2 separate regions of the Homo sapiens genome follow, and region 2 is linked to region 1. Evidence: chromatin loops called from intact Hi-C (ENCODE). Cell type or tissue: Calu3. All regions are shown on one strand. Links, peaks and the distances in the headings refer to the core of each region. The heading gives the core; the rest is flanking DNA. Region 1 holds the start of LOC124905193 (a long non-coding RNA gene). Region 2 has its middle 5.4 kb from the start of KLF8.

Region 1 (5,380 bases), core at 189-5,188:
TCTTTCTCCTTGTGGGTTGATGAAGCTGCTCCCGTCTACGTATAACTCCCAGTCTACTGATGCCCATGGCTGGTCTCGAAGATCCGGTCTGCTAGAATAGACTGAGTCCAACACCTCTACACAGTTGTGTTCAACAGGGCTGTCTGATACTGGGAGCAAGGTGGAAGGATTTAGTGTGTTACAGACTTCAATGGTTATGCGGGGGTTTTCACACAAGCTTTGGTACTTGGTTAATCTAGCATTTGTTAGCCAATGGTGTCCTTTGGTATTCATTAAAGTTACCACCACATGGGGGGCCTTTATATTTAAGTTTTGCCCAAGGGTTAGCTTATCTGCTTCTTGTGCTAACAGGGCTGTAGCTGGCAGGACTGTCAGACATGGAGGCCAGCCTTTTGAAACTCCATCTAGCTGTTTTGAGAGGTAGGCCACTGGTCTTGGCCAGGGCCCCACAGTTTGAGTTAAAACTCCAACTGCCATTTTTTCTCTTTCTGACACATAGAGTGTGAAGGGCTTGGTCAAATCTGGTAGTCCCAGAGCTGGGACTGACATAAGTTTTTCTTTTAACTTACAAAAGTCTTGCTGTTGTAGAGGCCCCCATTCAAAGGGCTCTCAGTCGCCCCCCTTTGTAACCCCATACAACAGTTTGGCTAGCACGCAAAGTTTGGAATCCATAATCTGCAAAACCCACAGCTCCTAGAAATTCCCTTACTTGCCTTCTGGTTTTATGTTCTGGTAGGCTGCAGATGACCTGCTTTCTTTCTGACCCCAGGCTGTGCTCCCCTTTCTGAATAGTGAATCCCAGGTAGCATACCTGCTGTCTGCAAATCTGAGCTTTCTTCTTGGACACCTTATATCCACAGTCCTCCAGGTGCCAAAGTAGGGCATCCATCCCTTTTGCACACCCGACTGCTGTGGAGTGTCCTAGCAGAAGGTCGTCCACGTACTGGAGCAAGACGCAGCCTAGGTCTTTAGCAGGAAACTTCTGGATGTCTCGAGCCAACGCCTCCCTGAAGATGATGCGGGAATTTTTGAACCCTTGGGGAAGCTGAGTCCAAGTGTACTGTGTGGTGACACCTGACCCCGGGTCTTCCTACTGAAAGGCAAACAGTTTTTGGTTCTCAGGAGCTAGTCTAATGCTAAAGAAGGCACCCTTCAAGTCCAGGCAAGTGAACCAGCCATCCTCAGCCAGCAGCAATCCTAACAATGTGTAAGTGTTAGGAACTGTTGGGTGCAGAGTCACAGTAGCTTGGTTAACCAAGCATAAGTCCTGTACGGGCCGATAGTCCTTGGTCCCTGGCTTGGGGACAGGTAGGAGGGGGGTGTTCCATGGAGACTGGCAAGGAACTATAATTCCAAAAGCTTTCAAGTGTCTAAAATGTGCCTGTATTCCTTCAAGAGCTTCCCTGGGAACCGGATACTGCTTTTGTCTGATTGGCTGGGCCCCAGGCTTAACTTCTATGAGTACAGGGGCTTGATTGATCACCAGCCCTGGAGGATTGTCCTCCACCAATACTCGGGGCCATTGCTTAGCTAGTGCCGGTTTTATCTCCTGACCTGGCTCGGTTAGAAAAAGGCTCCATTCTTCTCAGGGGACCATAAGGACCATGATAACTCCTGTTCCCGGTAACTTCAGCTATAAAGAGCCCTGTTTTGTAAAGGAAATGGTGGCTCTCAGCTTGCTAAGCAAGTCTCTGCCTAACAAAGGCAAGGGGCAGTCAGGCATATACAGAAATTGATGAGTCACTTTATGTCCTTCTATCCAAGCAGGTCCACGGTAGGTAGAAAACCTGCTTGGTGGAGACTCTTGCTCCTATTATATCAGCGGTTTTCTTAGATAAGGGGGCCACTGGGGTGGTTACTACTGAGTGTTCAGCACGGTATTGACCAAAAACTTAATGTCCTTGACCCCTATTGTCATCCTGACCATGGGCTCCTTGGGGGCATTTGAGCTCGATCCCCTTCAGTCTAGAAGCCCTTCGGCCAGATTAAACAAAGTCCCTTCGTCTTTTTCTATGGTCTTTTTGCTCTGCATCACCTTGCTTCTCTTTTAGTTGGGGACATTTATCTTTCCAATGTCCTATTTCTTTACAGTAGGCACATTGGTTACGCTGCAGACGTGAGCGATTGGACTGGGCATTCCTCCCAGAACACCCCTTTCCCTGTCCCTTCGTGGGGATTCCCCTAATTGCCACAGCCAGCAAATCAGCGTTCCACCTGGCCTGGCGTTCTCCCTCCTTATGGCTTTCTCTGCGGCTTGTTGCATCACTGTTTACAAATATTTGATTAGCTATCTCCAGTAACTGCGAGATATTCATTCCTGCAAAACCAGCCTGTTTTTGTAATTTCCTTTGGATATCTTCTGCACTTTGACTAACTAAGGCCATGTTAATCATATGCTGATTTTCAGGACTATCTGGATTGAAAGGAATGTACATATGATAGGCCTCACACAGTCTTTCATAGAATTGGGCTGGGCTTTCCTCCTTTCCTTGGATGACTTCAGAAACTTTATTTACGTTGGTGGCCTTTTGAGCCCCTTTTTTTCAGACCTTCAATTAATGCCTCCTGGTATTGTCTTAGCCTCTCCATATCTGGTCCTTCATTCAGATCCCATTGAGGGTCCATTCCTGGCAGCTGAATTCTTATGTATTCCTGGGGATTTTGGTAATCGGCTGGGACATGCTCCTCTAGCCATTTAGTTGCTGCCTGGAGCACCCTTCGCTTTTCATCTGTGTTAAAGAGGTACATGAGTAGCTGGTGGGAATCAGCCCAAGTAGTATTATGAGTCTGTATAATAGTTTGGAGCAAGTCAATTAGAGCTTGAGGCTTTTCAGTGTAAGATGGAGTATTATTTTTCCAATTGAGGAAGTCAGCAGAAGTGAAAGGGTGATACACAAAGGCACGCCTTTCCATCATGTGTCCATCCTCATCTATCCCAGTATATTGCTGCTCTCTCAGGGGCATTTGTGTTCCAGTCTTGGGCTGTAAGCGAGCCACCAAGGGAGGAGTTTCTCCTGCAGCTTCACTTCCTTTCTTGTCTACTCTGGGTGGTCTAGGGGCTGTGAGCTCAGGATTAGGGGGCCTCTCTGCTTGGTAAGGGAGGGGCACTGTTGGTGCCATCTCCTGCCATGAGTCTTTGGGCTCTGGGTCAGACAGAACTTTAGGGGCTGGCTTCTGTCAGCGGGTGGAGTGAGGACCTTCCTTAACTAACTGTCCCTTTGCTACTAGTACTGCTGCTGCCTGTCCTGTTAACCACTGTGGGGGATCTAAAACTAGCTGTAACCAGGAATCTATATATGGGAACTGATCTGGGTGTCCTGGCTTGCCAGTTACTTTGTGCCATACCTTTGAAACAAGAGACCTCTCCAGGCTTCCTTCTGATGGCCAACCTACCTCTAATTCTGGCCAATCTATTTCACACAAAGTTCTAAGTTTTCCTGGAGTCATAGTAACTCCATAGTCTCCTTTGAATCCTTTCTTGAAATTCTTTAACATAGTTCCCAATGGGGTGGGCTTACTTTGTGCCTGACCCATGTTTTCTCAAGACAAAATATCATGCTCACACCACACACTTACCACAAAACAAAGAACAGGTAAAGAGGGCACACACACACCTTTATCGTTTATACCAAACCAAAATCAGAGTATCAAGAAATTTAAGCCAAGTCAAAACCAAAACCAAAGTATCAAGCAATTCAAGTCAAGTCAAAACCAGAACAAAAGTGCCGATACAGGCATGCTGTGGGTGGTCAGGCCATGCTTCCACTCAGATGGAGTGGGCAAGTTTCAAAGACTATTCTTACCAAGTTTCAGATGTCTGGACTCCAAGTGCCATTTCCTTCCCTGTGTTCAGCCACTGCTTTGGTCCTCCATGGGGGCTTGCCACACACTGCTCTGGTGAGGCGTTCCACCGGGCCAATTGCCTACCCGGGAGCGCTCTTTGGATCATGTCGCTCGGGTAGGCTGGAGTCCTCTGCAGGGATGCTCCACAGGGCAGGCCTAAGCTGCCTAAGGGGCTGCCTCGGCTGTCCATCAGTCACCTCGTTTCCCAGTCAGCGAACCAAGAAATGTAGCAGGACGAGCTGCGGACAAAACCCCACAGACACCGAGGTAGTGAAGGTAGTGGCTTTAATCAGCTGGAAGGATCGGCAGACTAATGTCTCAAAATCCGAGCTCCCCGAGTGCACAATTTCTGTCCCTTTTAAGGGCTCACAACGTTAAAGATTTTACATGAAAGGGCCGTGATCGATCGAGCGATCTAGGGGGTATGTGACAGGGGCTTCATGCACCAGTAATCAGAGTGAAACAGAACAGAAGGAGAAGTTTCACAATGTCCTTCCATACAATGTCTGGAATCTATGGATAACATCGGTTGCTAGGTCATGGGTTGAATTTTAACTACCAGGTTAGGTCACGAAGGCCCAGACCTGGTTTTGGGTCTGGTTTTGGGTCTGGTGCCTGGCGCCGGGCTGCCTGCCTTTGGTTTCCACTTCCTTGTTTCTTCTTAAAACAGGTACCGAGTATAAAACAATATAAAACAATATGAGGGGTCTCTTTTTCTCTTCTCTCACCTTGGCCTCCCAAAGTGCTGGTGATTACAGGCATGAGCCACCATTCCTGGCCCTTAAATATTTGTTTTATTTGGTTTTTGTTGTATATGCCTCAAGTCTTTCATTTTTTTATTGAGGTATAATTTATATTTAGTAAAATTTATTCTTTTTACATCTACAGTTCTTTGAAATTTGGCAATGTATACCATTCTGTAACCACCACTATAATCAAGATAAATAATGTTTCTGTCACCTGAAAAGGCTCCCTTGTGCTCTTTTGTAATCAACTCCTCCCTCTAATTCCCAGCCTTTATCAACTACTGATAAGATCTCTTTCACTGCAATTTTGTTCATTATAAACTGTTATATAAGTGAAATTATAAGTTTATAGCCTTTTGATTCTTGCTTCTTTTACTCAACATTTTTCTCAAGATTCATCTGTGTTGTTGTGCATGTCAGTAATTCTTTATTGTTGTTGTTCAGTAGTTTTCTATTGTATGAATATAGCAATTTGTTTATCCATTTATCTATAGATGGACACTTCAGTAGTTTCCAATATTTAGTGACTATGAATAAAGCTGTTTTAAACATTTGCAGACAGATTTTCCTGTGGACAGATTTGTGTTTGTATTTTGGGATGGGTAAATACCTAAGAGTGGAATTACTAGGGATTATGTTAAGTAAATGTTCAACTTTACTACCAACTGCCAAACTGTTTTCCAGACTGGCTTTAAAATTTCTCAGTCCTACCAACAATGTATTAGAACTTCATTGCTCCACATCCTTGCCACCATTTGTGTTTTTAAATTTTATAATACATTAACAAATAA
Region 2 (5,380 bases), core at 151-5,150, 200 kb after region 1:
AGTATGATAAGATGTTGCTTTAAAAACAGTTCATCTTGTTTTATCTAATTATATCAAAACTACAAATTTGTCATAGAAAATTTGAAAAACAAAGAAGTATAATAAAGGAAATAAAAACCACCATAATCCTTCAGCTACCTACAACTACAGTACTATGTCCAACTTGATTTTTTTATTATAAAAGCAATACATGATCTTTATAGAAAAATTTTTAAGTAAGATAAAATTTTCTTATAATCCTACTAGCTATCCTTTGTTTTAATGCTAAACTGTGTTTGTTTCTGTGGCAAAGTTGAATGGCATGTGTGTCGGTCTAATAAAATGTAAATGATAGTGTAACTATACTATGTCCTGTTTTTACACTTAATATTATTATACAAATATTTTCTGTAGTGATTGAGAATTCTTGAAAAACTTAAATTTTAATGGCTATATAATGTCTATCTCTTACTCTGTTCCTGCTCTTATAACAAAATACCCCAGACCTGGTAATTTATACATAAAATAAATTTATTTACCACAGTTCTGGAGATTGGAAGGTCCAAAATCAATGTGCCAGCAGATTTGGTGTCTGGTGAGGGCTCACTGCTTCCAAGATGGTGCCTTGTTGCTGCATCCTCCAGAGGGGATGAACACTGCCTCCTCACATGTAGGAAGGGACAGATGGGTAAAAAGGGGTGAACTCGTTCCCTGAAGCCCTTTTATAAGGACACTATTCTCATCTTTGCAGGTGGAGCCCTCATAACCTAATCACCTTCCAAAAGGCCCTACCTCTTAATACCATCACATTGGGAGTTAAGATTTCAACATATGAATTTGAAGGGCACACATATACTTAGACCCTAGCAGTGCATCAATCATATGGGTGTACTATAATTTAGTTACCCAATATCTTATTATTAAACATTTAGATCTTTTCAATTTTTTCATTATTATATTTAAATCTGGGGTGACCGTCCTTTGTTTCCATCTCTGGCTTTCTGGTAATAGAGACATTTATTCTCACCCTTGCACTTGTTTACCTGGTAAACTATATGGTAAAGCACCTTGGTCTCTGTGAGATGGCATCCCTGGCCTAGGGGTCTTTATTATTTTTCTCTGATCAACCAACTAATAGGTGGTAAGGGGGTATGACAACTATGTTATGCAAGAGATAGATTATGCAATCAGGCAAATTTATGGGAGAGGACAGAAGGTGAGACCTTTGAGGGATCATGACATAGAAGGAATAGACTTGTTCTATGTTTCTCCAGGGATGAGTCACAGGACCAATAGGTGGAAATATCAAAGAGGCATATTTCAGTTCAACAAAATAATAGCAAAAATTTATACAGTGCTTAGTCTGTGGCAAGTACTCCTCTAAGCATGTTTATGTACATGTATTAAGTTAATTCTCTCAATATCCTGTGTGGTAAGTACTATCATTATGCTCACTTTACAAAGGAGGAAGCCGAGGCCCAGATAGGTTAAGTAACTTGTCCTAGGTCACACAGTTAGTAAGTGGCGAAGTCAGTATTCACATCCAGGCATTTGCAGCTCTAAATTATTCCATTCTACAAACTTTTATTACTTGTCATATGACAGGCAGTGTGTTCAGAGTTGAAAGCATAAAGATGATTGAACTACTATTAGACTCCTGGCCTCAAGGAGCTGACAGTCAAATGGATAAGACTGCCACATAAAAAGAGAGGTATACTACATTGCAGTGAGCCCTCTGAGAGAAATATGTCAGAGTGCTGTAAGAGTCAGAAGAGGGCCCATTAGCCCAAACTGGAGGTTCAAGGAAGAAGAGTAGAAGGCTTCACCTAGGCTCAGTGGAAAAATGCCATGTTCTGTTCACAATTCTGCCATGGGCACAGGAGGAGGGGGCAAGGTTGCTTCATATTTATTGATTTCGGGGTTAGACTCTCCTCTAGATCTAGGTGTCTAAATAAGGGAACTCCTGAATTGGGAGTAGAATTTAATTCAATCATGGTTTGCTAAAGTTCAATTATTTATGTTTTAACTTCATGATTTAGACCATATCTGAGTACTACCTATATCATTATTTACTTAATATGCTTCTTTAAATACACTGACATGTTTTACTTAAGTAAATTTCATCAAAAATAGCATTACCATAAATGGAAAGCTAGTTTTACTCTCCATAAATAGAAGGTAACCATACAGATAAATATATACTATTAGAAAATATTTATCTATGTACCACCTAAATCACCTGGTATGAATGCCACTGGATGAAATAACCTCTTTGAGTCCTTCCTACACCAACATTCTGTGATTGGGTGACTAAATCTTGCTAGTATGTATGTATGCATTGTTTTATTTTCAGTATATTTGTGTATATTCTCCCCACTTGTTCACATACTCCTGGCCATTTAGTTGTGTGTTTATATCATGTAAACAGGTATCGTTGCTTATATCCCCATAACATACTAATTAGACTCTTATCTTGGATCAAATAATTTATTTCACCTTAGGAAGTAAATCACTACTGCTAATCTGCCTGGCTTACTCTTTTAAATACCCTGCTGGCCTGACTTGAGAAGGGAATATCCTGTTATTGTGGCTCCAGGGTAAACTGCTCCAACTATATTTGTGGTATTGACTTGAGAGAAAAGGACTACCACAATGCAAGGCCATTTGGGCAAACAAAGGACAGAGGAAATGAAAAATGAGGCTGCAGTACTTCAATAGGTGTATTGGCAGAAAGGTTTTAAGAAAGCACCAAAGACATCCTCCCCACCCTCTTTATTCTCTCCCTTTTACTTTCTGAGGGAAGTGATAAGACTGCAATGGGAAGAAGGGTGAAGGCCAATCTCCTGTTGGCTTAGGGGACAGTGAAAGATGGATACCACCCCTCTGTTGGGGAAGTGAGAGCTGCTTGTGGTAAGTAACACAAGGATGATAAGCATGAGCTTGCCTTTGGGGGCCTTCAGAGCCCTGGCGCCTCTCTGGATTAGCTCAGTGATAAAAAAGTTCCTGTTCTATTTATGCATTTCCTTAGACAATCTCATATATTTATTTGTTTAATATTAAAGCAGTAATTCAAGTCTTTTTCTTTTTTTTTTTTTGGACAGAGTCTCACTCTGTGGCCCAGGCTGGAGTGCAGTGGTGCGACCTCAGCTCACTGCAACCTCCGCCTCCCGGGTTCAAGCAATTCTTTTGCCTCCTGAGTAGCTGGGACTACAGGTGTGCACCACCATGCCTGGCTAATTTTTGTATTTTTAGTAGAGACCAGGTTTCACCATATTGGCCAGGCTGGTCTCGAACTCCTGACCTCGTGATGAATCCGCCTTGGCCTCACAAAGTGCTGGGATTACAGGCGTGAGCCACGGTGCCCAGCCTGCAAGTCTTTTTCTTGTATACACAATAGACTCTTGCCCTGACTCAGGAATATACACTTTGGGGACAAGGCCAAGGATGTTATCCCTTTTCTGCAGGTGCAGTTTTTCTGGTTTGACTTGATTGTTGATTATAAAGTCTCTTCCCTCTTCCCTCCTCCAATTTATGGGTGTGGTGGTATCTAGGGTCTAAAATGGAGTTAAAAACCCATACATACTCAACCCCCTAGCCCCAACACACACACACACACACACACACACACACACACACACACACACCTAGTCAAGCTCCTTGCTCATAAAGATAGCAGCCTGAGGCACAACTAAATTTATAGGACTCAGCAGGCCTGCTAGAGCTTGTCTGGGATGGTGCGGTGCCAGAATTTCAAACCCTGGCCACATGTTTCTGGCCCATTGGCCATTCCTAAACCAAATTTAATCATGCCTCTGAATGTCTCAAGCAAGCAGTTTAGTTGCTGATTTTTATAAACTGGTTTATTTATACATACAGTGGCAAGGGTTATGGGGAACACAGGAGCATGTTCTCAATATCTATGACCAGAAAGAGACTCAACCTAAAGCTGGTAGTTTTCACAGTTGCCATTGCTATGAATATTAGTTAACCTTTATTGAGAGCTTTCTTTGTGCCAGACACTGTGCTTTGTAGGCTATAATCTCATTGGCGGCCAATCTAGGTTTTGTGGGGCTGGAAGCTTATACCACTTTGGGGACCATCTTTAAGAAAAACACAATGTTTGATCCCTTCTGGAGTCTTGGAAAGGGGCGTAAAGCTTAAGCTTCATTAATTTTACTGTAAAGCCACCTCTGCATCTTATTTAATCTTTTTGACAATTCTGTGAAGTAATATCTTTAAAAGAAATAGGTGAGGAAATGTTTAGAGATGTGAAGGCACTTGCCCAGGGTTGCACAGTTTGCAATCTAAATCATTGTTTTATCCCCGCAATCTCCTTCCAGGCTTTCTTCTCTCAGCTAACTAGATTTCCTTCTCCAAAATATCTTTATCCTTTGCTGGCAGTAACCTTAGTGCTGTCCTCTGGGACATGTGAGGAACTTAACACTGGTTCAACATTAGCGGAGGGGCAAAAGGTCTCCTTCTAGCTGAGCTCGCAGAAGGAATATGCTCTCTGGGGAACTGTGGAATAAGAAGAAAAGTGGGTGAGGAGGACAATTTTGTTCCCACTAGGTCTGAACTATGCCCTGGTTTTAGCTACATTTTTGTTGTTCCACAAACAACAGTGATTTAATGAATGCAGATTTTTCTGTTTGTATATTGCTTGACTTCCCTTTCATTCCCCAGCCCAGCTTTACCCAGCTGAGGTCCTAACTCCCCTCCCATCTACCCACCCTTCCTCACTTTGCCCTATTCTGCCCCACCTTCCTGTCAGGCCCAGCTTCTCAAGCCTTCTTTTTTTTATTGTTGTTGTTCTACTGGGAGCAGAGAGGGTGGAGTCCTCTTACTGAGGCTTTTCCTCCTCCCTTCCCTCCAGCCCTCAGACTGGGCTCCACCCTGGTAGTTTGTCAGCTGGCTTTCAGGAGGAGGAGAAGCGGGATGATGAAGAGGAGAAAGAGAAGAAGGGAAGAACAGCATATGTGGGCCCAGAATCGTGTCTGCATATTTCTCAGCTGCTTTTCATTAGGTTCCACACTTAATTTAACACTCCTCATCTGATTACTTGGATATATAGAGGAAAGCACAGGCTGCTTCTTCAAGCAGTCTCCCTCACGCATAAGGTGGGATGGAAGGAGTTGAAAATATCGCAGGTTGCTATTTGGTTCATGTTTATTCTAGCCAGCTAAAGAAAGGAGAGCCTGAGGTGTTTCCTAGACGGACAGGGAAATTTATCAAAACTTCTAGTTCCCCATACCTGCTCCCTCACACCCTTTCGTGTGACATAGACAACACCAACCACATGCTGATTATTTCTATGTGTCAAGAGTAAAAGAATATAAAGGCAAACTCCTGCCTTTGACATTAACTGTGGTCATGGGTTTCATAGTTCCCTGTGAACCATCTT

The links. A loop is a pair of places that touch in the nucleus more often than their neighbours do. Peaks named below come from ENCODE experiments on the same cell type or tissue, not always from the same donor. Only the 100,000 strongest peaks of a DNase experiment are listed, where the experiment ranks them.
Region 2: it touches region 1 in a loop (4-fold over the local background); 2 of 110 quality-filtered maps call a loop at or near these places.

The regions. Positions count from the first base shown.
Region 1 is chrX:56,027,650-56,033,029 of GRCh38, forward strand. It overlaps LOC124905193 (a long non-coding RNA gene), which reads right to left and starts at 3,977. Exons shown (of 3, transcript XR_007068247.1): 1 at 3,804-3,977; 2 at 812-1,093; 3 at 1-149. It also overlaps a transcript of KLF8 not described here. In Calu3, for the core only: no CTCF peak of the experiment used is centred there; a DNase peak (open chromatin) is centred at 2,202.
Region 2 is chrX:56,224,296-56,229,675 of GRCh38, forward strand. It overlaps a transcript of KLF8 not described here. Among named protein-coding and RNA genes, the nearest start is that of KLF8, 5.4 kb to the right of the region's middle. In Calu3, for the core only: no CTCF peak of the experiment used is centred there; no DNase peak of the experiment used is centred there.